7 separate regions of the Homo sapiens genome follow, and regions 2, 3, 4, 5, 6 and 7 are each linked to region 1. Evidence: chromatin loops called from intact Hi-C (ENCODE). Cell type or tissue: heart right ventricle. All regions are shown on one strand. Region 1 has its middle 2.8 kb from the start of BCL6. Region 2 overlaps LPP (LIM domain containing preferred translocation partner in lipoma). Region 3 has its middle 28 kb from the start of LINC01991. Region 4 overlaps LINC01991 (long intergenic non-protein coding RNA 1991). Region 5 overlaps LPP (LIM domain containing preferred translocation partner in lipoma). Region 6 overlaps LOC107986166 (a long non-coding RNA gene). Region 7 overlaps LPP (LIM domain containing preferred translocation partner in lipoma).

Region 1 (4,000 bases):
CAAGTTTTTCCACTTCTAGCCTTAGGTAGTAGAGACAGCTAAGTACAGCAGCCAGCAGCCCGGCAACGGCAGCGGGTGGACCAGCCACCCTGAGTTTACAAACACTCAAGTGCTTTCCTTCCCTCATCCCTCTCAGAGTCCAGCTGCTGCTTTCCTTCATGCTAAGGTTTCATAGGAAGTGAAAACTCTGCTATTCAAAACAGCGATCGAACGCAATAAACAAATCATTACACACCCCCTAACCCCCATCACTTCTCTATTTTAAGCTTCTGATATTTATTCCCATTTTAAATAAGTGAGAAAAGTGTGGAAAATTAGTGTTTGGGGGTAAACTCTGAGCCAGGCTGAAAAGGTTTCTAAAGGAAAAAAAAATCTCAGAACAATAAAGGCTAAAAGCAGGCAGCATATGGATGAAAATTAAACACTGATACTTCCTTTTCAGAAGGCAGTAGCTGGAAATTATACACTTTTTTAATGTCTCAAAACTTTCTGCTCATCTTGCTATGTTAAAAACGCCTTTCTTTCTCCAAGGATACTACAAAAAGCTTGTTTACAACAGTTCTAAATGAAGGATTTGAAATAAAACGAACAGGTAAAATTTAACAAGTCTGATAGATAGTGTCTCCCAAATCTATCAAAAGCAGTGCCAAGTACTTCAATGTAGCTGAGAGGCATAAATAAACCCAAATGACCATCAAAACTCATCATGACTTGGAGTTCGCTCTGAGTTTTGCAGTTTACAAAGAGACCATGGCAGCCTTGCTTCCCTCAGTTCTACAAGGACACAAGATATACACCTACAGACTCAAGTTGTCAGATTACACTGATCCTCTAAAATGACAGAGGGCCAGCAAATCATGCAGACCCATTTTCAGTTGTGTTCCTGGGGTCACACATGCTCCTAGTGAAGACCCAGCCTATAATCCTGAAAGAAGAAAGCCTAGAGAAGGTGATTGATTTGAAAAAGTCTTCCCAGTTTTAAAATCTTTAGTCCTATGATGTGGTATCTTAAAGACCTACCAAGGTGCCAGAGGTTCCTGACAGGTGAAACCAACTTCCTCTTGTGAGCCCCCTTAGAAAGAGGACAGAACCGTGTTTATTCCAAGGATAGGTTCTTTTTCAGCTATGACTGAATTGTGGGGAAGGTTTTGCAAGGGGGAATTGGATGTGAAGTCTGTTCTTTTCCTCAAATAGATGTAATATTAGGACCAGGCTATTTTATTTTGTAATAAAGCTTATATTTACCCAGCAGCAATGATCAGGGACCTATTCTTATGCCCAGTCCATGAGGCAAAGAGGTTGGCCTGGTCCTCTACTGAGTATTAGCAGCCAGTAACCATTAAATCATGGGACTAGTTGAAATGTAGTGCCCCGAAGTCTGCAGGAATTATTCATACGACCCCAGACATGGAATCACTCTTTAGAGCTTCTTAAGGATGATTTAAAAGAATCAGAATACGTTCAAGTCAGCCCTTTCTTTAATCCTGTAACACGGCACTGCGGGAGTGAGGGAGGCCCACATAGTGATGCCAACTGGATACTGAGGAGAGGTCAAGAATGAAAGAAGAAATGACATTCTGGAAGAAATTCAACTGGTATAATATTTGACAAAGTTACTTTCCTAGGAATTGAAAAGAGATTGAGAGGCGGGTGCACAATTTTCCTCACCATTCATTCAGTTCAAAGTAAAAGAGACTCACCGAAAAGTAAGTGCCTATCTTTAGAAAATTTTCAATAATGATTTTCTCTTTCTTTCTAACTGGTCTTCTGTTCTGGTCAATTTCTTTCAGTGTAAACACATTGATTTGGCAAAAAGCAGTAGGAAAATGTGGCACTCTGGCACTTGGTCCCAGAAATAATATGCTGGGAAGATTTGAGGTCCCTGGTGATGAGGTTAATTATATATGAACCAGCCCTGGTGGGTTCTCCCTCTAGGGGCTCACTGCAGAGAATTAAAGAGGGCTGAGGTATGAGAAGGGTGAATTCCTTCCCAGCCCCCACTCTGGCTGGTTCTACTACTGCCTTAGAGAGCAGATTTCCCTTTGCTCTGCAGCGCCCCCATGGGGCTAAGAGTGGAGTGGCAAAGGGAACACAGGAGGGACAAGCTGTGTTTCAGGTTGAGGGGGGCGGTGGATGAGGCTGAATGGCAGTTTTGACAAAGAAAAAAGTGACCAAAAATCATAAAAATAATCTTTTGAGGGCCCAATAGTAAGGCAGAGCCATACAATTCACATTCCAAACCATATAGATACGTCTGAGAAATCCTAAAGTGCTAATTGCTCATAAAAGAAAAAATTACACATATAAACACACAAAGAAAATCCCTTCCACAAAATCGGGGTGTCATTTTGCATCCAGCGGGATTCATTTTAATTTCTTTGAAAATGAGAAGGAAGGGGACTCAAATGAAAAAGCAGATAGTCTGCCTTCTGGCAGAATAAATCTGAACTTGACAATATCATGTGTCTTTGGGGGTAAAACGTACATTTCAACAACAGTGACAGGATTAGGCCTATGTATATTTTTCAAAAACCGTTCACAAGACAGGCTTTTCTGCAGAGGCTGCAGTAATCCATCTGTCAATAAGTATTAAAATATTCAGATTTCACAGGGACAGACACTTTAACGCATATTTCCTAAGCTCCAGCCCTTGTGGAAAATAATCAACCTCTTTGCACCTTTCTGGGTTTTAAAACCTAAAATACAGCCTTTAAAAATGTGTGTGTGTTGTGGGGTAGGGGGGTGCATTGCCAACAACATTTTCGGTGATAGATGGAACTTCTTACGGGACTGTCAATGAAAGAGATTTTCCAAATATCCCAGCAAACAGCAATCTTTCACAGCTCTGATCACTCCTCCATTATAAACCCAAATTTTGGGTTGAGATAGGTAGATTATTTTAGACATATCTTTATTAGAAATTAACAAGTGACGAGATTTTGTGGAAGCTTTAAGAATTCATCTGTAATTTAATAAGTCGCTTGAAGGACTCTCATAGCCAAGGCTCAGAACAGCCTGACCTTTGAAAGCTGCTTCTGGTCCAAACATTTTGGGCTAATTCTTGAGGAATCTGAAATATTATTTTCCCCTCACACCCTTCTTTTAAGAGAGAGACATAAAAGAAACAAGAGTCTCCCTTATTCAGGGATGAGTAGGAGGGGAAAAAACCCGAACCAACATTTAAATAAGGAAACTAGCAGCTCTGAACAAACAAACTAGGACCCACAATGAAATGATTCTGCACTGCAATTGCCTTTAAAAAGAAAGTAATAGAGAAAAAGAGAAGGAAAGAATTTCTCCTTCTTCTCTACCCCCCCCCCACCCCACCCCCCAACTCAGCTTCAAAGCTAAGAAGACTGTGCTGCGTGTAGTGCATTGTAGTTGTGGCAGTCTGTTCTAAATACAGGCAGTATCTGTGATACTGGCACGGCAGGCCTTTAGAATTCCCTCCGGCTGATCTCTTAAACACAGACTGAAGAGATTTTTTTACAACGACCTTGAAACGAGCCTCGAAAACAAAAATCTCAAGACCTTAAGAGAAAACAAAACACAAACAGGTATTTGGCTCACAGAATTTTGTAGAAAACACACACATACCACCCCGCCACCCCCACCCTCCCCCCCACACACACGTTTCTTGCAACAAGAAATTTCCCAAGAGTCAACAATAACAGATTAAACCCACCACTTGCTGTCCTGGAAAGAAACAAACCAAACCAAAACAAATCCTTTGAACATTTCTCTGAAGTGCAGGAGAGACACACTTCAGCAAAAGTCCAAGGGGGAAAAAGAAAATTGCACCAAAGGAAAAAAAAAAAAAAAAAGTGGGGGCTGGGATTGTTACATATGGCCAAAAATTTAAGCTTCTTTCAATAGTATTAGTATTGAAATAATACATCTTTAAAACGCTTGAGGGATTAGATAGGGAAAGAAAAGGCACGTACAAAAAAATCCAACCGATGCCGATCCTGTGATTTACGTAACACCACAAACTTGCAAA
Region 2 (4,000 bases), 1.0 Mb before region 1:
ATGTACCACATTTTCTTTATCCAGTCTGTCGCTGATGGGCATTTAAGTTGATTCCATGTCTTTGCTATTGTGAATAGTGTGGAGACAGCATTTCTAATATCCAACTTTCCAGAGTTTGGCTGTGAAGGAAGGGATAAAGCAATAGCTACAGAGAGCTGTGGAGTCAATGGAGGGAAAATATGGGCCAAGCTGGGGCACAAATGGATGTTGACGAGAAGAATCCCATTGGGTAGGATAAAGAATGGATGATCCATGGAGCCAGGGCACTCAGAAGACAGGGGAAAAAGGGACCAGAGATACATGGAGACCAATTGGCAACTGATAATCTGATAGGCACTAAGGGACAGAAAGGATGGGCACAGATTTGAGAGCAGAAGCTGAAAGAGTTTCTTCTGGCAGCTTTCATTTTCACTATGAAGAATGAGGCCAGGGCATCCCTTGAGAAGGAAGGAGTGGGGAAGGGAGATAGAAGTCACAGTAGAGAATGTCTGAAACAGTTGAGAGCAGGGTGTAAGAATGTAGGCTGTGGGTGGGGTCAAGGCGCAGGTCAAGGCTGGTCACAACTTATAATGATATGATTATGCCCGGCTGTGTTTTGTTTTTTTTTTTCCCAGCAACATTCAGCTGTTCTGGCAAGCAAAAGACAAGTGGCTGGGTTCATCTGCATCAGAATATTGCTAGGAGGGTATAACAGGAGAGAGAGGCTAGGAACTGCATTCATGATCTATTTGACAGAGAAGGCATGACATGACAGGTATCTTCAGGGTAAATCTCTATAGTCACAGTTAGCATTTATTAAACATATCTTAGGAGGCAGATACTGTGCTAGGCAATTAAACCACATAAACTCATTTAATATTCCCATTAATTCAACATGATAAGTATTCCCTTTTATTAACCTCCTTTTATAGATGAAAAACCTTTGCTTTAGAGAACTAAAGAAACTTGATCCCTTTCACAATGTAGGAAGTAGCAGGATCTGGGTTCAAATTGATATCTCTCCAATTCAAAGGTTCTGTACATTGCTTTTCAGCTTCCAGGTACATGATGCCTGAGACAAGTGGCAAGGATGGTCCTGAAAGTGATGAGATACTGAGTTTTGATCTTTGGATTTGATATTTCCTGATGTGAATTTGCAACTGGAGATGAAGCCAAATTCCCTTTAGTTGAAAAAAGTATTAACTGGTATTACAACATTATTTCCATCCAAGGCAAATGAATAACTATGATACTCTTTCAAGAAGACAGGATATACTGTGGGCTTTGGTACAAGCATATCAGAAGATCCATGTAAAAAGATGTCCTTTTTCTGTGTTTCATGTGTGATATGGTTTGGCTGTGTCCCCACCCAAATCTCATCTTGAATTGTAGTTCCCATAATCCCCACGTGAAGTAGAAGGGACACAGTGGGAGGTAAGTGAATCAAGGGGGGTGATAGATTTTTTTTTTTTTTTTTTGAGACGGAGTCTTGCTCTGTCGCCCAGGCTGGAGTGCAGTGGCATGATCTCAGCTCACTGCAACGTCCGCCTCCCGGGTTCAAGTGATTCTCCTGCCTCAGCCTCCTGAGTAGCTGGGACTACAGGCACCCGCCACCATGTCCGGCTAATTTTTTTGTATTTTTTTTTTTTTAGTAGAGATGGGGTTTCACCGTGTTAGCCAGGATGATCTCGATCTCCTGACCTCGTGATCCACCCACCTCGGCCTCCCAAAGTGCTGGGATTACAGGTGTGAGCGACCGCACCGAGGCAGGGGGTGATAGTTTTATAAAGGGCTTTTCCTTTTTTGCTTGTCTCTCATTCTCTCTCCTGCCACCCTGTGAAGAGGTGCCTTCCACCATGATTGTAAGTTTCCTGACGCCTCCCCAGCCGTGTGGAACTGTGAGCCAATTAAACCTCTTTTCTTTATAATTGCCCAGTATCAGGTATTTCTTCCTCACAGTGTGAAAACGGATTAATACAAACTTCATGTTGGAAAGACCACTATAAGTCATTTTCTCCACTCCCAGTCCTTGACAAAAGTACTGTCCATAGCATCTCTGAAGAGTGGTCATCCAGTCTCTTTCCTTCCAGTCACAAAATGCTAGAGATCACTCATGTGTCCACCTTCCTTTTAATGTAGTACATATTGCTAAAGGTTAAGTCCTACTTATGGCACTAGCCACTGTTCCAAATATAATTTTATTTGACATTCACAAAACCCCTATAAATACTATTATAGCCGCTTTACACAATGAATAAACTGGAAACCCTCTTTATTTCTCCCGGTGAGTTCCTCCCAGTGAATACACATAACACCAGTCTAACTTCCCTTTCACTCAAAACTCTCAGTGCTGTCAGTCTGAATCCGGTAGTGCCTTTTGGCACCAGATTTGTGCTCTAAGTACAACTTGATGAGGAGATTGCTCAATCTCCTTTGAAAGTGTGATCCATTGCCTAATAGCTGAAAGTGTCTCCTCCATTACTGGAATCAGCTGCCCAGCACTGGGATTACTGGAAAGAACTGTTGTGATGGGAACATTTGATCACATATGTAAATTTTCTGGCATCTTCTGAAAGGGACAGTGGGCTGCATCTGATAAAGACATGGATCCAGAAACAATGTAATGAGAATGAGAATGGCGGGGTGGGATCCTGAGGGGGGATGTGTGGAACAATGGTCTTGAGGTCAGGAAGGTAGAGAAGAGGAACGTTTTCACTAGAAGGGAGAAACAAGGAGAGGAAGTGGACTTTTACTAACATTCCAGACTGAGTAGAAACCTGGGGAGCATGTCCAGCTGGCTGAAGAACCTGGTAGAGAACAGCAGCCCTGAGCTTGAATTCCTTCCCCAACTTCACAGATGATTCCTTTGGGAATGTCACCCTCTTTACCAAAGCCTAATTTCTCCCACTTGTGCTTATGAATTTGGATACAAACTGTGCCTCCTCCATTTCTGGAATCAGCTGTCCATTGATGGGAAGCCCTTAAAGGAATTCCATTTGCTGCTCCAATTCTGACCTCACAGACATCATTACAGAATCATTTTGGATACTCAAGAGATTGCAATGCTCCAAAAAAATTGTTGTTCTCAGAGCTCCTGGAAACACAAAGGTTTGATTTCAATGTTACTAAGAGTCCTTTAATCTGATTAACTGATTATTTGTATATAGTTTGGAAGAAGGGGAAGTTCTGATTTCTGTACCTCGTCGGAACTCTCCCTTCTTCCAAACTCTTTATAAAGTCCTATCCAGGCAGAAAACAAGAAGTGGCAGGAAGCTAACTGACGTATAGGTGTTCTAGTCTAAATGACAAGGTTTAGAGCCACACAGCCTTACATTCCAGTCATCCAACCAGCTCTATGTTCTTGGGCAACTCCCTTAAGCCCTCTGTGCCTTTATTTCCTCATATATATATATATTTAAATAAGAAAGAAGAAATCTGTTCGTTAGGCTCAAATTTAGGTTGGAAATGGATGAAGGAACTAGAAGTTAGCCAAAACAGAAGATTCAGATGGACTTGAGAATTTTCTTCAAATACTTAAAAGGCTGCCAAGTGGAAGATGTATTAGCTGTCTTCTCTATGGACCAATGAAAACATGTTGTAAGGAAATAGACTTCTTTCCAAAAAGTAACTTTTTAACCTTTAGAGATTTCAACACAAGGAAAAGCTGCCTTGAGAGCTAGTAAATTTCCCATCATTGGAATTACACTTATTTAAAAAAAATGGCATCCATTTTTTTTGCAAAATCCATTGCAAAATCACTTTGCAAACTCCATTGCAAAAAAAAAAAAGTCTTTTTGAAAAATGAATGAGCAGCCTTCTGTTTGTATCTTTTGTAAACTGCTCACGTGGTTACTTGGCACAAAATGAAAGCAGACCTCCATATTCCAAGACCGACCCATTGAAAGGGAACCAAACGGCACATGTGATGAGTTTGAAGGGTCCTTGCGTGTGCTATTCAGTGAGCTTCTGCCATCCTCAGATCTGTGTGTCAGCCTCGCACTGATGCACGTCCCTTCCTGAT
Region 3 (4,000 bases), 200 kb before region 1:
ACCTCACCTGCTGTGTGCTCTCAGGTTTTCATGTCCTTTGCTCTGGTAAAATAGTCATATTTTACCATGTCCTTGAAGACATAGCTAATGACGATAATTTTCGTCCCTGGGATAGGTTTGTAGGGGAAGGATTGTTATTGTTAATGACAATGATAGCAACCACCATTACAATTGACAAAACACTGCTTCATCCTTTATGTCATTTGATCCTTACATGGGTAGGTCTTGTCACTTTCATGGGCAGGAAGGAGGGGCAGCATGGGACTGTGAAAGCGGGGAGACTGGTGCCCCAGCTCTGTCCCCATCTGTGAACCTTTCTCTCACATTCTTCTTTTTATATGAGAGTAGTTGGTCTGATGATTCTAGGGCTTTTCTGGATTTAACCTTTTTCAAATCTAGGTATTATTCTTATGAAGAGCAAATGAGACTTAGGTGGTCCTGGCTGTTTGGGATCCATGCTATTCTTATGTGGCCTCCCTCTGTGGAATTCTTATGTGGCATTTCCAGTGTGTGAAGTTCCAGCCTGTCGTGAGATGGGTGGCCCAGGGATTGTTATTATACTCATTTCACAGATAAGGACTCAGAGATTCAGAGAGATTAAATGAATTATCCAGAGTCACAACCTGGAATTGGGCAGAATGGTGGAACTGACATCTAAACCCAGGCCACAGGATGGCCAATCCTGCTTGTGGGGTTAGTAGAGTCTCTTGGGAGCCGTGATCTGGTTTTTCTTGGACTCCCCTGGGGCCCATGGCCAGATTGGCTCCCAGAGAGCTAACTGCAGGTGGGCTTTGAAATAATTCCACTTTGAGAGAACAAGGCGAATCCCCACCTTGCAAATCCCAGCCCCTCTGACTCTGTGCCGTCTCCTCCCTCCTGAGTCCTAGGCTATCACAGTGAGCACAGCTACACACTGAGTGTTTCCTGTTTGACCCTACAAATCTATTTTTCATCCTTGTCTTGCAGCCACTCCAGGAGGCTGGCCTTTATGGATATCTTTAGGTTCCCTATTCCTTTGACTTCTGGTTGGAATCAGCCCAGCACTGATCAGGTGGTTGGAAGGCGGGAGAGGGGAGAGGTGAGCCTACTTTGTCCCCAGCACCCTCACTGACAGTGGCAGGTTGGCAATGCCAAAGGCCACAGCCCTCTCCTGCAGCTTACCAGGACTTTCCAGACTCTGGTAACTGCCTCTTTCTTTGCTCTTTCAGGCCAAGAGCAGGTAACAGCCCCCAGTTGTTGTGAGCCTTAGGGCACATTGCTATCTCTTGGTTTTCCTTAACCCTGCCTGTATCTTTGCAAATTATCATGAATCTCTTTTTGCCCACCTTCTTTAAGCAAGTCCTCTGCTTCCTTCCAGGACCTGTGACTGACACAAGCTGCCTCATTCTTCCTTGTTTCGAATCTCCCATTTCTTAAAGGCATTTATGCAGATATTGAATCTTGTAATATTTAACAAAACAAAGTAAAACCAAGCTAGGGGAGAAGCAAAAAGGTAGGATTGTATAGGGTATGGTAAGAGCACTGAGCTTGGATGGAGGGGCTGAAGGCCCAAGTTTACCACTTACTAGCCGTGTTATCTTGCCAGCTCACCTGGTCCTGCTATTAAATAGAAATAAGAACAATTTTTGCCTTGTCTTCCCCATGACCCTCTGGAAGATCAAATGAGGCAATGTGGGAGAAAGCACTCGGTAAATGCTGAAGCATTTTCTGAGCATTAGGTGTTACTGTTTTTGTTTTTATCATACATGGCATTGAGACAAAATCCTCAAAAGGCCATGCACTGTAATTTCCAAGACACTCAGATTTCCCTGTCACCTCCATGCCTCCTGGATCAGGAGACCTGGCATTTGTGGAATCCAAGATTAACGTCCAGGGAGAGTTGGCCAAGCATGGGCCCACATGGCATAGCTAAAAATACTTTTGACCTCAGTGGGAGCATCTCAGTCCCCAAAAGGGGGTGGACCTGAGGGATAGAGGGTGTGAGAGGGAAATGACCTCCATTAGCTGGGGTTAGGAGAGGGCAGGGCGAGGGTGGTTGTCACCCTTCTTTTTAAGTGCCAAGGGGAACACTGGGTTGATCTCTCTCTCTCTCTCTCTTTTCCTGTGTGTTGCAGTGGTAGTTGGGGATGGAGATAAAGATTGATCTGAACATTTTGTACTTTTCCGTTAGGGTAAAGCCCACACCTTAAAGCTCTTTCTCACGGCCAAGCCTCTTAGGAATTTTCCCAGACTGCCATTGGAGATGATAGACACCTAGAGCCAGAAGGAGGCAATCCTAGGATCTTGATTTACAGTTGATTATAGAAGCTGACTTCAGTCTAGGCAGAATCTAATCCAGGAAACTTGGCTTAATATCCCCAGGGATGGGGAGCGAGAAGGCTCATTGTCTGTATAACCTAAAGATCAGTGGTTTCCAAACTGTAATTCTTAGAGCTCTAGACCCTTGCTTCTTAAAGTTTGGTCCATGGATCAGTGGCATTGACATAAACTGGAAAGTTATTAGAAATGCAGAATTTCAGGTCCCACCATTGACCTCTAAATCGGAACCTGCGTTTTAACCATACCCACTATGGATTTGTGTACACATCAAAGTTTGAGAAACACTGTTTTAGAATCCCTTTGGGGTACCTGAGAGAGTCACCAGTGGGTGAACTCAAGTTGTATATGGTAGGGTCCCATAAGAGACAATATTTGTGAAGGGAGTGCTGTTCGCATTTTTTTTTTCAAAGATTAAAAAGTTGAAACCAATGTGGTCCTTTCCTTCCTTTGTTAAAAAACGAAATTGTGTGGATGTTAGGACCCTGCTCCCGGTGTCTCCTTCTGGGCCACGCCCCTGACTGCCCTGCCTTGCACATTACCTCCTTGGATGCCTGAGTGCTTTGTGCCCAACACAAGCTTGGCACAAGGATGAGGCGGCTCCAGAAGTGAAGGGCTGTCTTAGGAGACTAACGAGACATTAGATTGTTTCCTAGGCCATGCCATTCCCGCCTCCAAAGGTCTAGCCTTGAGAGTGCTACCTGGTGAGGCAATGATGACACAAAATGGGAACTTGTCACGACCTGGGAGTTTAGAACTCAGCTTGGTTTTCTAAAGGGGGAGGGCAGAAGGGTGCAGAGCTTCCTCCTCTGTAGGTGGAACTATGCAGGGAGATTAGTGTTTGTTTTGTGAGGAACATCCTGGCAGGATCGGAAGAAGCACCGGGAACTGAGAAGAGATAAGCCTGCTTCCAGCTGGCATCTGGGCACAGCCCTGCAGTAGCAGGCTTTCAGGATTTCCAGAGGGAGTGCTTGGCGGCCTGCAGCAACGTCTTCTCAGCATCTCAGTTTGCTGCCATTATAAATAACTGTGATTTGCATTCCCTTCACATCGTATTCTGGAGGAGTTCAAAGCATTGTGCTACCAATTTCCCCTGGCCCACCCTCACACAGGTCCCTTAGAGGCAACATTCATGTCTTCCATTTTACAGAAGGGGAAACTGAGGCTCTAAGAAGTCATGCAAAGGTACCACCTATGTCTGCGCACATCTAGGACTGGCAAACTCTGGGAAGAAGCAAGCACCTTAGCACAGCCTCAGAGCCCCCAAGACATCAGCCCCAGACTATTTCTGGCCTGAACTCCAGCTTCTCTTCCTCCTTCAACCTACCCTCTGCCCAGACAACTCAGCCCTGCCTGCCTCCCTAAACTCACTAGACCCTCTAGTTACGCAGACACATTCCCTTCTCCCCTCTCCTATCTCTATATCTCACATACACGTTTTCACCTCTCTTGTGACACAATTGTCCTCTCCTGATTGGAGCTGTCTGACAACATGCTCCCTGGACAACTACCAGACTTCAAAACCCTGCAGGCAGGGGTATGGTTCAGCCCTTCAGCTCACAGCACAATGCTGTCCTCCAAAAATGCTTGTGCAATGATGAATTCATCAGAAGACAGAAACATACAAACTAGTGGATGAAACAGAGGGAGTCTGTATTTATAGAATCTCATGGGTAAAACAGTC
Region 4 (4,000 bases), 210 kb before region 1:
CAGCAAAAATGAAGTTTATAACAGATATACTGTATATTTGTCATGGGAAAGGGCTTCAGTCAATAGCAATTGATATTAATAAAACATAAAAGAAATGACAATAAACAATCAGGATAACTTTGAAACAACTTCTTTTTATGTAGGTAACATTAAAGAAAATTAAAGAAAAGGAATCGCTTTATTTTATAAAATAAATGCACTACTATTTGCAAAAAAAAATTTACCTAAAAATGCTGCTACTGAACAAACAAAACTACCCAAAATTAGAGAACAAAAGCATAAAAATTGTTAACAAATAAAAAAACTATATTTTTGAAAAGTCTTAGATGATACACAAAAAATGCAGATTTGTATAAATACACCATCGCCCTGGGATGACCTCTTATCATTGTCTAAGCAAGTTGTAGTGCCACGGTGTGTTTCAGACTATGCTATAGAAAATCTTTAGCACTCACCTTAAAAGTTTAAAGTAGAAAGAACAACCTTTAACAGGATCATAGAAAATGTTCCATCAGATCAAAACAAACAAGCAAACAAACTGAAGCAGGTCATTTTTCTCTTTTTGGCACTGTGCAGGACCATATGCTTCCAGAGATGGGAATTTAAAAATAGCCTGTCACACAGCTCACATTGTAATGCTGGGACATGATGCGGGTGGGAAAGATTGCCTCACACTTAATAATAGTGACACTTCACATTTACACCAACCTCTTTGCAGAGTAACCAAGAGTATTTCTCAGTTCTTTTTTTCCTTTAAAAATAATATGATCTTCTTGATACCCTGTAAGTGGAACAGGAGGGAGTACAATTCTTCCCACCTTACAGAGAAGGCGATTGAGGCCTCCAAAGGTAAAGTGACTCACTCAGGATTACAGAGTTACCCAGGGATCAGCACTGTGCTGTTCAAAATACACCAGGCTGCCAACTGCAGCAATATCCTGGGCCTGTGAGAACCGTGGGTTCATAGGATGTTGCACAAAAAAGAGAGAAATTTGCTTCCCATTGCCTCTGTTTTGAAATGTACTGCCTTTCATCTTGAGCATTTCATAAGTTTCTAATTTTAAGGCAAATTGCTTATAAGCCATGGTGACCTATATTAGCTGACATTTGAAATCAATCTCACACCAGTAAATGCCTTAGATTTGCATTTGGTACCCCCTTGCCGAGTCATAATAACAATGTAATTTCTCACATCTCCATAATTCTTTACACTTGAAAATGGTTGTACATTCACCATCTCATCAGATCTGTATAAGCAGCTATAATTTAAGCCAGGCCAGAGTTATGATGAGAGGGAACAGAGGCTCAGGATATGAAAAAAACTTTCTCATTTGGTAAAAGCCACAGAAACTGATGAAACCCAGGTCTTCTCTCTGCATGTGTAGGGTATTTTCCTGCCAGCCACACAGCCTTTTAGGTCTAAATAAAGTGTTGAGACTCCACTGCAAGTGTGTGTGCGCTCAGGAGTGACTCTTCTACCCAGTTTGGTGCCCAGCACTCAGTTCCTAATTGGCTGCAAAACCCTGAAGGGGGATTCTAGATGTGGCGGGCACCAGGTGAAGTCAGTAGTGAGCTTCCTTTTTGGAGGGAAGGAAAATTCTTGGCATACCGATGGGTCCAGGCAGACACTTTGGATATGTGTGGAGCCCAGTGATGTTGTGTTACTGGGTAGCCTTAAACCTTATTCCAACCTTGACTCCTTCTACTCTGTGCCATAAACTCTCTCCTTCCAATACCCCCCATTCCTCTGCTGCCTTCCCCTTTATCGTACCTGGCAAAACTGCAATCCTGGTGAAATGTATATCCTCTAATTCCTCCTTTGCTTGCATCCAAACAGTGGAATGTTGTTAAGAACATTGTAAACCATGCTGATCAGTTCACTTTAAATTTGTGATCACAAACCTGAAACGGACCGTGCCAGAGGATCCTATGATACATTTAGCAAATTCACTTTTTGGTTTCTGGGTCAACTCTTTCAAACCTTTAGCTCCCTACTTGAATATCCACTATGCTCTACACATCCCATGCCCTGGGATTATGACCTTCCTTTTTGCTATCAGAGGAGAGTTATTGCATTTTTCCTTAACCCACCTGCATCTGTGCCCACATACACTACCTCCCTCTTATTATAGTGGAGGAAGTGGCATAGTTTCTAAGGCCAACCCTTCCATTTGTCCTCTGTATCCCATCTCCTTTCCTATGCTTCTCTCTTGCAACATCAAATTCTGATGTTCCTTTACATCTAACCCATCAGCATACAAATATGCCTTTATAACAACTACTAAAAATAAAAAAAAACCCAGCTCTCCCTTGGCCCTACATGTCCCTTTAACTACCACCCCCTTTCTTTAATGCCTTCACAAAAAGACCTTTAAAAGTAAGATCTACATTTCCTGTCTCCACTTCTTTAGCTCCCTTTCTCTCCTCAACTCTGCTCTAATTTTCTTCAGACTCTATATCACTCCACTTAAACAGCCTTTATCAGAGTCACCAATGACCTACATATTTCCAAGGTCGAAGTGTATTCAGCTAACTGAACTATTGAGCTGAATTGGACATGGTCAATCCTTCATACTTCTTTAAACACTTTCTTCTCTAGGCTTTGTGATCCCACACTCACCTGGTTTGTCCTTACCTTTCTGTCTCCTTGTCTGGCTGTTTCTCCTCGACATCAGATTTTGGCGTGCTCTGGGGTTCTTATCTCTATTCTGTCTGTACTCTTCTTGGATGAACTCATTGAGTCCCCTGGCTTTAAAATACCATTTATACGCAGAAAACTTCAAATCTCTATCTCTAACTGACTTCTCCCTTGAGCTTCAGACTCCATAACTCTACTTGTATATGTAAAAAGCACTTCACACAAACTGTGACCCAAACCAAACTATTGATTTAGTCTTTCTCTACCCCGAATTCCTTCCCCTCAAGTCTTCCCTATCACAGTAAGTGCTACCTGGCCTCCTAGCTATTCGTTCAACGCAAATAATTGAGTCATTCTAATATTCTTTATTTCCCTGAAACCCTATGTGTAATCTCTCAGCAAGTCCTATTGACTTTACGTCTAAAATATATGTCAAATTAGACTATTTCTCACCATCTGCACTGCTGACTATCTTATTCCAAGCTATTATCATGTTTTTCCTGCCCACACTTTTTCCCTCTACAGTCAGCTCTTCATGCAGTAGCCAGACTGATCTTTCTAAAGCCATAAATTATAAGTTTATCTCTTTGCTAAACCCTCTTACCATGAGCTATAAAACCCTACATGATCTGGTCCCAACTGCCTGTTCAGCATCATCTCCCTCCACTCTCAGCCTCATCCATGAAGTTCACTGGCCTTTTTCTCCCTCAAACTTGCTCAATACTTTCAGATATGAAGAACGTTCACTTACTTTTCCTTCTGTTTGGATGTTCTTCTTCTGGATCTACAATGGCTGCATCATCTTGTCATTCAGGCCTCAGTTCTAATGTCATTTCTGTAGAGCAAGTTCACTTGACTGATGTAACTAAGGTATCTCTCTTTAGAACCAGGTAAGTATCCTAACCTCTCACCAGAGAAGTGTTTTCATTATGTTGAATTTTAGTGAATTATAAATTGAAATTGTCTCTTGTGGTTTCTGAAGACATTATTTGCTCTGTCACTTGGTGGCCTTTTCTATAAAACCCCATATGAGGAATTCTTTTAGGTCTAAGTGCTAGAAAAGCTTTGCTTCCCTTGAGGAATTGATGATGACACAACTGATTTTGCTTTGTTTTATTTGGCTTTGCCAACACGAAGCTCAGAGCCAAAATTTTGGCTGCTTTATTGCAAATGTGTAAGAATATATGACTTGGTTGTCTGTCTAGACAGCAGTGTCTAATAGATCTTTCTGCAATCACGGCAATATTCTGTATCTGAAATGTCCAATAAGTAGCCACTGGACACATGTGGTGACTAAGCACTTAAAATGTGGCTTGTGAACCTGAGGAGCTACATTTTAACTATATTTAATTTTAATTAATT
Region 5 (4,000 bases), 640 kb before region 1:
GCAAAAGAAATTCTGCCAAAATATATGTAATTGGCTTGATATTTGAAAGGCAAAAGTAAGATGGAAGACATGTTTCTGCTGTTTGCCCTGTTTTCTGTTAGAAGAATGGTGACACAGACATGGGGTTTTTCAGCATCTGTGTTCTCATATTGAGTCTTCAGCTTGGTGGCTGTCAAAAAGCAGCCGTGACAAAAAGAGTAAGTAGCTGGACTCATGTCTCAGTGTCCAGCTACCATCATTCTGACTATGGCTTTTGATCTCTGTTTCACAAGTTTTGTGATGTATCACTGAACTCAGTAATTCCCATGGTGGCTTCACCATTTTTGTCTTGCTTGATTGTAGAAAATGGAATAATTTTGTGCAGTTTTGTGATTCATTTCTGGAGACAGCCTCGATTCTGCTCCATGCAGTCCATCTAATTACTTCTGTGAAACACCCTGTATTAAGTACCTTCCACTTAAAATATCTAAAGTGGTTTGTTTCCTATAGTGAATCCTGACTGAAACTCCCTCAAGATCCTTACAAACTCCCTCAAGATCCTTATGGGCAATAATGATATTTTATCAACAACAGACAGGTTCAAATTCATCAAGCAAATAAATCCTGAGTGCCTATGCAAAGCACTTGGATCACCTCTAGAAGAGCCGTGCACAGAGCACACCCAGTGCCGTCCCTCTCAAAGCTCCCAGTCCAGGGGGAAGAGGCATGCTACAACTCCAGAAGTACTGAGTGATATGGAGGAAGCCAGCAGAAAGCCGAATCTAGTCTGATCTCCGCACGCTAGCCTCAGCTCTATCACTCACCAGCCCTGTTTTCTAACCCAGGGGGCTAGATGAATGAAAGTCCCTTTCTCTCCAACATTCCACACCTCCACAGATGAGTCTTTGTACTCATGAGGGAATTTACTTGGATTTAAGTCCTAACAAGACTTCCTAAATCTTCAGTTCCCTAAATCTGAAGGTCAGAACACAAAGGTCACATAACACACATGCCCGATACAGTTTAAAAGGGAATAGGAATCTGTGACCCCGAAGTATTCTGTGGCAGCCTACAACTAGAAAGCCTCGAGGAGAAAAATCCAAAATTGTGGTTGCAGTACTTGTTAAGAACAGCAGAGAACAAACAGTGTCTTCAGGGTCTCTCTCTTCTTGGAAAATTTCTGCCTCCATGTCTGACAAGAAGGAAGATTATTTACAGACACTGGTTTCTCTTAAAGTACTCAGACCAATAGGTATAGTAAAAGAAATATTAGGCAAATGCAGTAATGCTTAGATCTCTCAAGAAAAGCCACTAATTTCCTTATGTGTCAGACAAGAAAATCTTTGAAACTCATAAATGAGAAGGAGTTTTTGTAGACGGAAAGAAAAACAGCAAGAGAGATCTAGTAAGACGTCTAAACCCAGTTCTGGCACCCGGTCCAGCAGTGGCTGCAGGCCAGGGCCTTCCAGGCCTCACTGAGCCTTAATTTCCTCACCTGTAAAATGGAGACAACAATCCTGCCTAGCTTATCCCATGGGTGTTTATGCTGATCAAGTGAAATACTAAACGTAAGAGCATTTTGTAAATAGCAGAGTGATATACATGTGAAGGAAGACTATTAATAAAGGAATTTCAAAGGAAAGCTATAAATAGTACTTTTTAAAGCCCAGGCAGCAAAAGAAAATGTAAATATAGCAGTGATTTTACAATTTTGTGATCTAGAGGAAGAAATGGTGATCAGAATTGTGACAAACAATGATGTCCAAAAGAGAAGAGAAACCAGCTCGGCTCTGTCATAATTGTCTCAGTTCCTGTACCACACACAACAATGGAAAGATTGCAGGGAGGGGCAGGAGCAGGCCTGTGACTGTGGCACACCAAAGACACGGAGACACAGCTCCAAGAAAATGACGCTTCTACCTCTGTAATAATAACAGTCAGAATCTCATGCTGTGGGTCCTCTATGGATCTGAAAGTGGCTTATGCAAGTGACTTTACCACTTTCTCAGTTTTATCTCTTGGAAGGAACACAATTGGACAGAGTGAGGCCAAACTCCAGGTTTGCTCACCTGGATGAACAGAAATGCAAAGGCAGATCTCACCCACAGTTAGATTTCAGGACCCAGAGGGGATAGGCAGGTTCAGACAAGATTCAGGCAACAACTCACCCAGATTTCTTTCTTTTTTTCTTTTCTTTTTTTTTTTGAGACGGAGTCCCATTTTTTTTTTTTTTTTTTTGAGACGGAGTCCCACTCTGTTGCCCAGACTAGAGTACAGTGGCACAATCTTGGCTCACTGCAACCTCTGCCTCCCGGGTTCAAGTGATTCTCCTGCCTCAGCCTCCTGAGTAGCCAGGATTATAGGCTCCTGCCACCACACCTGGCTAACTTTAGTATTTTTAGTACAGATGGCGTTTCGCCACATTGGCCAGGCTGGTCTCGAACTCCTGACCTCAGGTGATCCACCCACCTTGGCCTCCCAAAGTGCTGGGATTACAGACGTGAGCCACCACGCCCAGTCTCAGATTTCTAAGAGACCATGGAGGGAAACTAAGCAGGAGGTCAAGCACAGCCAAAACTGCTCAGTGCCCTCCATCCTCAATCCACTGTCAAGCGGTCAGGTTAGCAGACAAGTAGAACTGAGCCAAAAGTCAAGTCCCAGGCCCTTGGGCACAAAGGCACAGGAGAAGTTCTAGTTCTGAAGCAAACCAGTGACCTATTAGTCTGTACTGGGGTGTAGATATCACAAAGCTCTCCAGGGTATTGGGACATCAGGTGACAGAGAGGTGAAATAAGTGAGATAAATTAACTCTACCTATAATTCACATAAAAAGAGACATCAGTGGCACACAAATATACCAAACACACACACACACATACGCACACACATACATACACACACACAACTTAAATAATAATCAGGGAAATATAAATTAAAATAGCCATGAAATGCTTTTTCAAACAGTTTGCCAAAAAAATGAAAGATTCATAAAATTCACCATGGGACACGATTTGTCAGGAAATTAACATTCACAATATTATGACTCTTCCTATAAACCTACATATTCTCTATTTGTTTATATATGAGACATATTACATATTGTCTATTGATGCTTTTGCAGCACAAAGAGTTGAGGACCTGTGACAGAGACCATCTGGCCTACAAAGCCTAAAATATTTACTACTTGGCCCTTTACAGAAAAAGTTTGAGGACCTCAGGTGTAAACTTAAAAGTTACTGCTTTCAGTTACTACAGATATAACAAATTTCTTCTTTGCCTGAAGACTTTTGCAAGTTTTATTTTTTAACATGACCACTAATTTATATCAGGGTTTATTGTGAAACATACTCATGATGTAAGTTTTTCATTAACGCTGACCAATTATCCCAATGCCATGAGAATAATCCTTCCTTTTCGGAATGTAGCAAGGTGGTTCTTTTATTGCCAATTAATTCCACGTGCAGTTGCCTTATGTCTGGGTGGGTTCTGTTACTGCTTTGACCTCCCATCTATTCCAGCACCACCTCCTCCTTCAATCAGAGTTGCCTTATAAATGCACCTCAGCATCTGGCTAGGATGGTCCCAGTTGCTCATTACACTTATTTTGCAGATTTCTTTTACCTATTTTGCCTGTTTATTGTCAAGACAATTTAGAATTTTTTGGTTAAAATTCAAGAATAATTGACCTGAGAGTTGTACTAACTGTGATTGCACGAAATGTAGGGAAAACAACTACTTAACAACCTCTATGTTTCCATTTAGGAATAAGGCATGTCTCAACTTATTCAAACAGTCCTTCATGTGAGTAAAAAATGTTCTAGAACCTTTTATAAGACATGCACAATTGCACAATTCTCACTAAAATGTTTCCTCTTTGATTTGCTGTGAATGGGATCCTAAAGATTGGAAAGTACTCATCTTCAAAGGCAATAAAAAAAAATAACTGGAAATGAGGCATGTGGAAACATATCTAAATTTACAAATAACCAGAGAAATGCTAATACCAAAAAAACAACATATT
Region 6 (4,000 bases), 290 kb before region 1:
GACTTACTTGCCAGCCAGAAAGAGAAAAGCTGGACAAGATAGATTGGTAAGCCAGACTTGCCTCTGGAAGACAGACCCTGGGTTCACTTGTGCAAAGGTTGCAGGAGGCTGGGAGAGGAGGGGCCAAGGATCCAGTCATCCATGCGTGGGGCCACAAGCAGCCTCAGTGGCCCAGGGAGCAAACATGTGTCCCGAGGCTGTCAGCCTCCACTGATTAGATTGGCTCCTGCTCCTCCTTCGTGAGAGGTGGGATAAACCAAAGGATGCTGAAAAAACCCAGAAGTGTCCAATCCATATGTTGGCATGGGAAATAGAAAGGGGATTAAAAGTCACTTTACTTATGGAACTATGAAGAAGGTGAACATGCTTTTCCTTGCAGAATGATCAGTCCACAAAAGACATGTAAGATGAGGGCAACAGCCAATAGAACCCACTCCCTCTTTCTGCAGAAACACAGTTGTCATGAATGCTGTGATGCGGCCCCCCTGAATGCCCTTTGGAACTGAGGGACTCATTTCTGCTACTCAGTACTGCTGGGATCACAGCTGAATCTCTTCCTAGGAATTGCCGTAGCCTGAAGGGAGCTGCCTTACCCAAGGTGAAACCTCCATCCTAGGCACAGATCCCATCCAATGACTAGTTGATGTAGGGATGCAGAGACCTGACCCCGTGGCTTCAATCCCAGACAATTCTGAAAAGCCACACCAGCTCCTGACCAACCACAGTGCATTCAACCTCTCCTGCCACCCAATCCTGCTTCCCTCACTCCTTTGCATTCCCAATAAACTCCCTGCTCACGAAGCTTCATCTCAGAGTCTGTTTCCCAGGGAACCCTAGGGCAACTTGTGTTGTCCCTAGTTGACTGTGTCCTCCACAATCAGTTGCCATATTGTTTAAGTGAGAACCAAGTTCTCACCAGTTTTTTACTAAGTTTGTTTCTTGTACGTGAAGATGAGACAAACCATATCCAAATAAGTGTTGGTGCACCTGAAAGAATGGTGGGTTATTCCCTTAAAATTACTTGAGATAATAAAAGTTAAAACTACAGGAAGATAACAAAAATAGCCAAGTGAAGTAATATATGTAAAACAGTTGACATTTCCCAATCTGTTTCACACAAAGCTTTGGACCCCATTTATGTGCCAGTCCATTTCTGCGTCCCCACTGCCTCCACGCCTGCGGCTCACTTAGGGGAATGTCTCGGAGGCTGATACCTTTCTGGCATCTCCTACTACTGCCAGCTTCCTCAGTCATCCCCACCCCACTCAGGAAAGGGCTGGGCTGTGGCATGGCCTCTGCCACACCTGCTGGATGGGAGCCGTGCTATCACAGCTCCAGTGCTAGAACCAACCAGATGGGACCATGTTGCTTTCCTCCTTCCACCAGATGATGACTCACATCTTGCTTCCCCAGGGCTGCTCAGAGGAGTAGGGTGATACCACGGAGATCCAGGAGAGTTAACTCTCCATGAGATGAAGTTTGCCCCATGTGAGAAGGGAGGCAGAAGGGAGGTGACTATCACACCCTCACCTTTCTTCCAGCTCCTCCCTGCTCCAGCAATATTCTGTATTGCAGTGGTTCCCTCAAGGACAATATCTCACAAGAATGAGTCATTGGCCACATTCCCTGGTGGTGCTGTGGCCAGTGTGGTCCTCACCTTCTTGCATTTTTCCCCCCTCCTTTCTGCCTCCCTCCCTTCACCCTTATTCTTGCTGCCTGGAATTATGCTGTCTCAGAAAGCAGCAGCATGTCAGCTTTGCTTCAAATTTTCCCCAGATAATCCAGGTGAAGGCATGGGCATTAACTTATTTGATTGGTTTTCACAAAAAGTCATCCTCTGGGGGGTTAGAATTATTGCTGGTATTTTTCAGTTGAGTAGACTAGGGGTAAAATAAACTGCCTGAGGCCAAAGCTGCACAGGAGGTGGTAGATCAGGGCTCAGTCTGCGTTCTGGCTCCAAATTTGCTGTTTTCCTTACACTTGAATTTAAGTTTCCATCAAGAGTTATACAACCAAGGAACTATATCTGCTCCTGTAAAGGCAGTATTTAGGGGTGGGGTGGGGTGGGTGTGAGGGTGTGCAGGAATCACTAGAAAGGACATAGAAAAATCTCCCGCAGGAGGTGGATGAATTGAGATGATAGTCCCATGGGCTCCACTTCCTGTCTTTCTATCCCAAACTTTCACTTTCCGCAGGTTCAACATCAAATGTGCATTTTTAGGCTCATGAGAGTAAAGAAAATACTGTTGCCATGCGTATGAGTTTCCTAGGGTGGTTTAAAAGGAAGAGACTATTCTCTCAAAGTTCTGGAGGCTACAGGTCCTAAATCAAGGTGTCGGCAGGACCATGCTCCCTCTGGAGGCTCCAGAGGAAAATTTATTCTCTGCCTCTTCCTGCTTGTGGGGGTTGTCAGCAATCTGACTTGCCAACAGTCTTCCCTTCGCTTTCCTCCTATGTGTGCTCTCATTATCTTGCTTTGCCTTTATCTGATAAGAACACTTGGAATGGCATTGAGGATCCTCACATTTAACCCACAGAAAGCACATCTCAAAATAATTAATTTAATTACATCAGCAGTGACCCTTTCATTCCAAAAAGGTAATATTGACAAATTCCAGGGATTAGAACTTGATATATTTGGGTGGCCATTATTCAACTTGCTATGCTTGATAATAGGCTAATTTGCCTGGAGACATCAGTGTGTCCTTAAACAGGCTTAGAAACAGTTCTGAGTGTTCCTCAACATTACATTAGTTGTCTTACCGGCTGGTGCAGGGGAGGAGTCCTCTGGGCTGTAGAGGTGGCTGAAGCCAAGCTTTCTGCTTTTCCAGTAGTGAGCTAACAGGGGCACTGAGCAGAATTTACCCTGCCCAACCCTCTGAGCCCTAGGTAGGGAGGTCTGTGATGTTGTCTTGATGGTGCATGATTCCCCTACTGCTGGGACCACAGAGGATCCCTGGGCTGTATTGCCTTTGTTTGAATTTTCAGTTGCTGTCAATCACCCTGAGCCAATATTTATATTTCACAGAACTATCTCATGGCAACTTTTAGAGGAAAGAATCTTTCTAATCACAAATATTTGCAGTACGTGACCTTGTTGCACTTTGGCCAGTGATGTTGAAAAATGGGTCATGTGCAGCCCGGAGGTCCCCTACAGATATGTCTGTTTGAACAGTTTCCTGGCAGTACTGTCTTCTTAGGGCTCTTGTGGAGATTACTGAGGTGCTGAATAAAAAAGAGAACAAACTGTGCCTGAGGGCCAGATGCCATGCAAAGAGAGTCTTAGCAAATGCCAACTTCCTTCTTTTATTTATTCTTAGGCTGCTTCCTCTTCATTTTCTTCAGGGGCTACATTTGATTATATTAATTAGCGTATTTTTTCCTCAAGTTCTCTACCCAACTCCCAACCCTTTAGTTCCAGCAGTTAATATTACTTTTAATTTCTAGAAAATTGAGGCACTGGAGTAAATTCCCTTAATTGGGGCCTCCCTCACCTTTACTCTGTCACCTGCAAAGGTACCTTCGTGCTCATCCGTTCTCCCTTCTTTCAGTCTTAGAACTATTTAAAGCCACGTCTTATACTGGCATGGAGGGTTAGCCATTCTTATGTCCTCTAGGTCTTCATTCCATCAGTTAGTTCCTTGCTCTCTCTTTTCCAGAGTGGCTCCATTAAAATGTAATTAATGTACCATAAAAGTCACCCCTTTAAAGTGTAAAATAATATTTGTAGTACATTAATGAACTTTTGATTTAATAATCACTACCCAATTCTAGAATATTTTCAGCATCGGAGAAAGAAACTCAGCACCCACTGGCAAATCTCTCTCCATTTCCACTCCCTTCCCACCCCCAGCCCCCAGCTTTGGGTAAACACTTAGCTACTTTCTGTCTCTATAGTTTTTCCTATTCTGAACATTTCATATCAGCGAACTCATACAATAAGCCATCTTTCCTAAGTGGCTTCTTTCACTTAACAAAATAGTTTCAAGGTTTATCCATG
Region 7 (4,000 bases), 830 kb before region 1:
TGCCCGAGGTAAAATGCCAGTCTGTCCACATTTACTGTTCCCTAGACCTATCATCACTTCCAGTCACCATCTCCAACGACAATGCTGGCATTCTCATGGTTCTGCTTGAACCTTTATGCTCTTCCTGGACTTTTTTTGCCCTGAGGTATCTGTTGCTTCTCTACCACAGATTTAAATTCTGTAGAAAAAGACTACCCTCCTGTGATGGTCCATTTGTGTGTTAATTTTTTCAGGCTAAAGTCTCCATTTATTCAATCAAACTCCAATCTAGATGTGGCTGGGAAGGTGTTTTGTACATGTGATTAAAGCCTCTAATCAGTTGATTTTTAAGTAATGAAGAGTACACTAGATAACCTGGTTGAGCCTGATTCAATCAGTTGAAAGGTCTTGGAAGTAGAGCTGAGGATTCCTTAAAGAAGAAGGAATTCTCATTGTGGCAAGTAGCTTCATCTCATGCCACGGAGTTACAGCCTGCCCTTCCTAATTGCCTAATCTGTAGATGTTAGATTGCCTAGCCAGCCCACAAAATCATGCAAGCTACTCCTTCCCAATTAATGTCTTAATATATATCTTCTACTGATTCTGTTTTTCTGGCACTATTTTCTGTAGCCATCATCCATCATATAGGCTAATCTTTGACTTTTGGTGGGAAACAAACCATTCATAAGGGGTGCTGATGTTGCTGCAAGACCAATATGTAGACCACTCTTGCTACATAATGATTCCCACCCTAAATACAACAAATACTGCTTCTGAAGAAACATGCCTTCCTAGTATAAGCTGAGAACACTACCAGTGAATTTTCATAAGGACCTTTCAATAAGATGGAAACTCTCTGAATCCTTTAGAAGGTGTCAGCCATCTCATAAGGAGAAGGAAAGAAAGTACACAACATAAAAAGCTACCCCAAATGTCTTAATACTCGTATAGACAATGAGGTCATCAAAATCAGGAAGAGACCAGCAAAAGGTAGAGAAAAACATGATTAAAGAGGCAGAGGTTCTTGATCTTACTGATAATCTTTTATAAATTTTATCTGCCTATAATTATAATTAAATACTAAATGTTTTGAGTAAGTTTTTTTTTTTAATTGAGAAACAATTCTATTGAGAAAATACTTAATTTCAAGAGTATGACTCTCATGGAAAATATAACACAATTATGTTATTTTTCTGGTTAAAATAGGTGTTGGTACCTTGTCAATTCAGTTATTGCACGGTAGTACTATGGTTTGTATAAGCCGAGGTTTAAACCTGAGATCTTAACACATTGGGGTTTTTATTTTATTTTATATATGTGTGTTGTGTGTGTGTATTTGCTTATTTAATTAGAGGCAGGGTCTTGCTCTGTCGCTCAGGCTGGAGTGCAGTGATACAGTCATGGCTCACTGTAGCCTTGACCTCCTACCTCCTGGGCTCAAGCAAGCCTCCTACCTCAGCCCACCCCCAACCCCCCCAACCCCCAATGAGAGTGGCTGACACAACAAGTGCATGCCATCATGCCTGGCTAATCCTGGCTATTTAAAAAACTTTTTGTAGAGACAGGATCTGACTATGTTGCCCAGGCTGGTCTCAAACTCCTGTGCTCATGGGATCATACCGCCTCAGCATCCCAAAGAGCTCAGATTACAGGTGTGAGCCACGGTGCCCAGCCTCACTGGGGTTTAAAAAAAAAAAAAAGCGAGATTTAGAATTGTTAATAAAGTTAGATATTCAGTTACTAGAAGTACTATATTTAAAAATAAAATTTTAACACGATTGCTTTTATTGCTCTTTAATTTTAGTGTAGTTTTGTCCAGTTAACACAGAAACATGATGAACATGTATGATCTTTCTGTTTTGAAATAATTTAAGTAATTACAGAATGTTTTTAACATTTCAACATGTTAAGACCTTAATATGACACCCTTATTGTTCACATGATACCTGAAGTTCCAAAGAGGACACATTACTTTTCCAGTGTCATAGAGATTGGGTGGAACCCAGTCTAGAATGTCACTTTCCGACCTTTTTTCCCAGTGTTCTTCCCACTGCTCAGTGTTGAGTAAGAGAGTTTTAAAACAAATTCACACACACACCTCCATGTTCCCTGCTCTCCCCACCCTTAGTAAAATCCCCTGGGATGCTTTTGGCAGGATTCAGCGATGGCTTTGGCAGCTCTAGCCACGTTCCTGGAATCCATCTGCAAGTGCTGGTCAGCAGAGCCTGCTTCATTCCCTTTTTGGTATTAGTCAGTAAAGGTTAAGTGTATGTGAATTATCATAAGTTTATTTTTAGTCTCCCACTACCCCCTTTTTTTTTGGTAAGTGATCAATGACTACCAGGCACAGGAAATACATTTCACTGAATGATTTTCTAAAATCAAAACTCCATCTGGGCTGGAACTGAGACAGGATTAGGAATGACCATTTATAACATTAATATCAGCTACACTAAACTACTGAAAGATGCTTAGAGTGGGGAAAGGGTCTTCACCTTTGCCTGAAAGTACTTCCAAGGCTGAATCCTGGCTCCTCTGCTAGCCAATGTGTTGTGTGTAATAGCAGCACATGCAGCTGGTGATCACATTGTGACTCAGTGCACCACGGGGAGAGAGGGTCGGACGGATGAGGAACTAACTCAGAATTGTAGAACAGAAGTCTCAGCTAGCAAGTACTAAATGTGGTCTCCTTAGTTGAACAAATCAAGTTGAAAGAAAAAAAAAAGTGAGGGAATGAGTTGCTAAAGTTAGTTTCCTTAAAGTGAGAGATAATATTTCCCCTTTAAAAAGTAAGACACACAAAAAAACCTGTCGCCTTCATTGTGGATTAAGTTAATATTATAATAACTAAAACTAGTAGCATAGCATGGACTGATGAAGACAGTATTATAAAATGAAAATTAGTGTCAGTATAGCAGGGGTAGTCCTGGGATGGGGAGTAAAATTCATAGCCACAGCCATCTGGAGAAAGAAGAAAATAAAGTATATAAGCTTTAGCTATTAGGGACCCAAACTCCTGGCTGCTAGGAAGGAGGCCAATCAAGATTTTATGAACCTTAAAAGAAAAAAGGAAAGGAAGAGAAGGAAAGTGGGGAAAGGGCAAGGGAATGAAAGGAAGGAAGGGAAGAGGAAGGACCATAGTGGCCACTCCACTTGAAAGGGGTTTACTGCAACCACCAGTCTTATGTGTAAATGCTCTCTCTCTTCAGGGTAGTAGGCAAGGATGGTCACTCTATATTGAAATTATTATTAAAAACAATAGTTATATCTTTGTTTTGAGATAGATTCAAGTACAGAGACAAGGACAAGCCATCATCTTTCAAAAATCTCATCTCTTTTTCTACTGTAGTACATTTAAGATCTAGGTTTCACAGTTTATTCTGTGAAAGATTCTGGTTAGTGACTTTCTGGAAAGAAGGAAGGCGGCAGGGAGGGAGGAGAGAGAGAGGGAGATGGAGGTGGGGAGAGGAAGACAGAAGGGGGAGAGGAAAAGAGAGAGAGAGAAAGGGCAAGAAAGAAGAAGGAAGGGGAGGGGAGGGGAGGAAGGAGGGAGGGAGGGAAGGGAAGGACAGAAGGAAGGAAGGAAGGAACGAAGGAACGAAGGAACAAAGGAAGGAAGGAAACCAAAGAGAGGAGAGGAGGGAAACAGTAGAAAGGAAGGGAGGGAGAAAAAATGTAATAGTTTTTAATTTGCCTTTGTAGATATTTATTACTAAAGTTTTTTTACTTGCAAAACATATGTATATACATACATATACTTATATAAATTTATTAAAATATATAGTATACATACATTTATAAATATATTAATTACTGTATGTAAAACAAAAGCAAAGTAGGCTCATTAGAGAAAATTTAAAGATAAGTAGAGAAGTATAGAAAGAAGCCTGTTCCCAAAATCCCAGAAATAACTGGTTAGTGTATATTGACCATTAGATTTCAAGAAATACACACATGTACTTCTATATGTATGAAAATATATTCACAATTCAGATAACATATAGATTTGTCAATCATATTA

Evidence for each region. Peaks named below come from ENCODE experiments on the same cell type or tissue, not always from the same donor. Only the 100,000 strongest peaks of a DNase experiment are listed, where the experiment ranks them.
Region 2: a loop joins it to region 1, with 4 times the contacts of the local background. A loop is called at or near these places in 15 of 110 quality-filtered maps.
Region 3: it touches region 1 in a loop (4-fold over the local background); 22 of 110 quality-filtered maps call a loop at or near these places.
Region 4: it touches region 1 in a loop (4-fold over the local background); 30 of 110 quality-filtered maps call a loop at or near these places.
Region 5: a loop joins it to region 1, with 4 times the contacts of the local background. A loop is called at or near these places in 20 of 110 quality-filtered maps.
Region 6: it touches region 1 in a loop (8-fold over the local background); 44 of 110 quality-filtered maps call a loop at or near these places.
Region 7: it touches region 1 in a loop (4-fold over the local background); 31 of 110 quality-filtered maps call a loop at or near these places.

What each region holds. Positions count from the first base shown.
Region 1 is chr3:187,746,226-187,750,225 of GRCh38, reverse strand. No RefSeq gene overlaps it. Among named protein-coding and RNA genes, the nearest start is that of BCL6, 2.8 kb to the right of the region's middle. In heart right ventricle, CTCF peaks have their summits at 1,854 and 2,054 (motif pointing left); DNase peaks (open chromatin) are centred at 46, 2,035 and 3,411; H3K4me3 peaks cover 2,190 bases; H3K27ac peaks cover 4,000 bases.
Region 2 is chr3:188,779,349-188,783,348 of GRCh38, reverse strand. The region is part of intron 9 of LPP (LIM domain containing preferred translocation partner in lipoma); the gene reads right to left. Among named protein-coding and RNA genes, the nearest start is that of MIR28, 93 kb to the right of the region's middle. In heart right ventricle, no CTCF peak of the experiment used is centred here; DNase peaks (open chromatin) are centred at 2,456 and 2,724; H3K27ac peaks cover 2,265 bases.
Region 3 is chr3:187,946,392-187,950,391 of GRCh38, reverse strand. No RefSeq gene overlaps it. Among named protein-coding and RNA genes, the nearest start is that of LINC01991, 28 kb to the left of the region's middle. In heart right ventricle, no CTCF peak of the experiment used is centred here; DNase peaks (open chromatin) are centred at 1,052, 1,932 and 2,929; H3K27ac peaks cover 4,000 bases.
Region 4 is chr3:187,960,816-187,964,815 of GRCh38, reverse strand. All of the region lies in intron 2 of LINC01991 (long intergenic non-protein coding RNA 1991), which reads left to right. Among named protein-coding and RNA genes, the nearest start is that of LINC01991, 14 kb to the left of the region's middle. In heart right ventricle, no CTCF peak of the experiment used is centred here; no DNase peak of the experiment used is centred here; H3K4me3 peaks cover 631 bases; H3K27ac peaks cover 2,814 bases.
Region 5 is chr3:188,387,993-188,391,992 of GRCh38, reverse strand. The region is part of intron 3 of LPP (LIM domain containing preferred translocation partner in lipoma); the gene reads right to left. Among named protein-coding and RNA genes, the nearest start is that of LPP-AS1, 180 kb to the left of the region's middle. In heart right ventricle, no CTCF peak of the experiment used is centred here; a DNase peak (open chromatin) is centred at 1,839; H3K27ac peaks cover 2,124 bases.
Region 6 is chr3:188,035,673-188,039,672 of GRCh38, reverse strand. The region is part of intron 2 of LOC107986166 (a long non-coding RNA gene); the gene reads left to right. Among named protein-coding and RNA genes, the nearest start is that of LINC01991, 61 kb to the right of the region's middle. RefSeq lists an enhancer at 2,918-3,212. In heart right ventricle, a CTCF peak has its summit at 2,351 (motif pointing left); no DNase peak of the experiment used is centred here; H3K4me3 peaks cover 567 bases; H3K27ac peaks cover 1,316 bases.
Region 7 is chr3:188,577,331-188,581,330 of GRCh38, reverse strand. All of the region lies in intron 6 of LPP (LIM domain containing preferred translocation partner in lipoma), which reads right to left. Among named protein-coding and RNA genes, the nearest start is that of LPP-AS1, 11 kb to the right of the region's middle. In heart right ventricle, no CTCF peak of the experiment used is centred here; DNase peaks (open chromatin) are centred at 2,130 and 2,555; H3K27ac peaks cover 2,688 bases.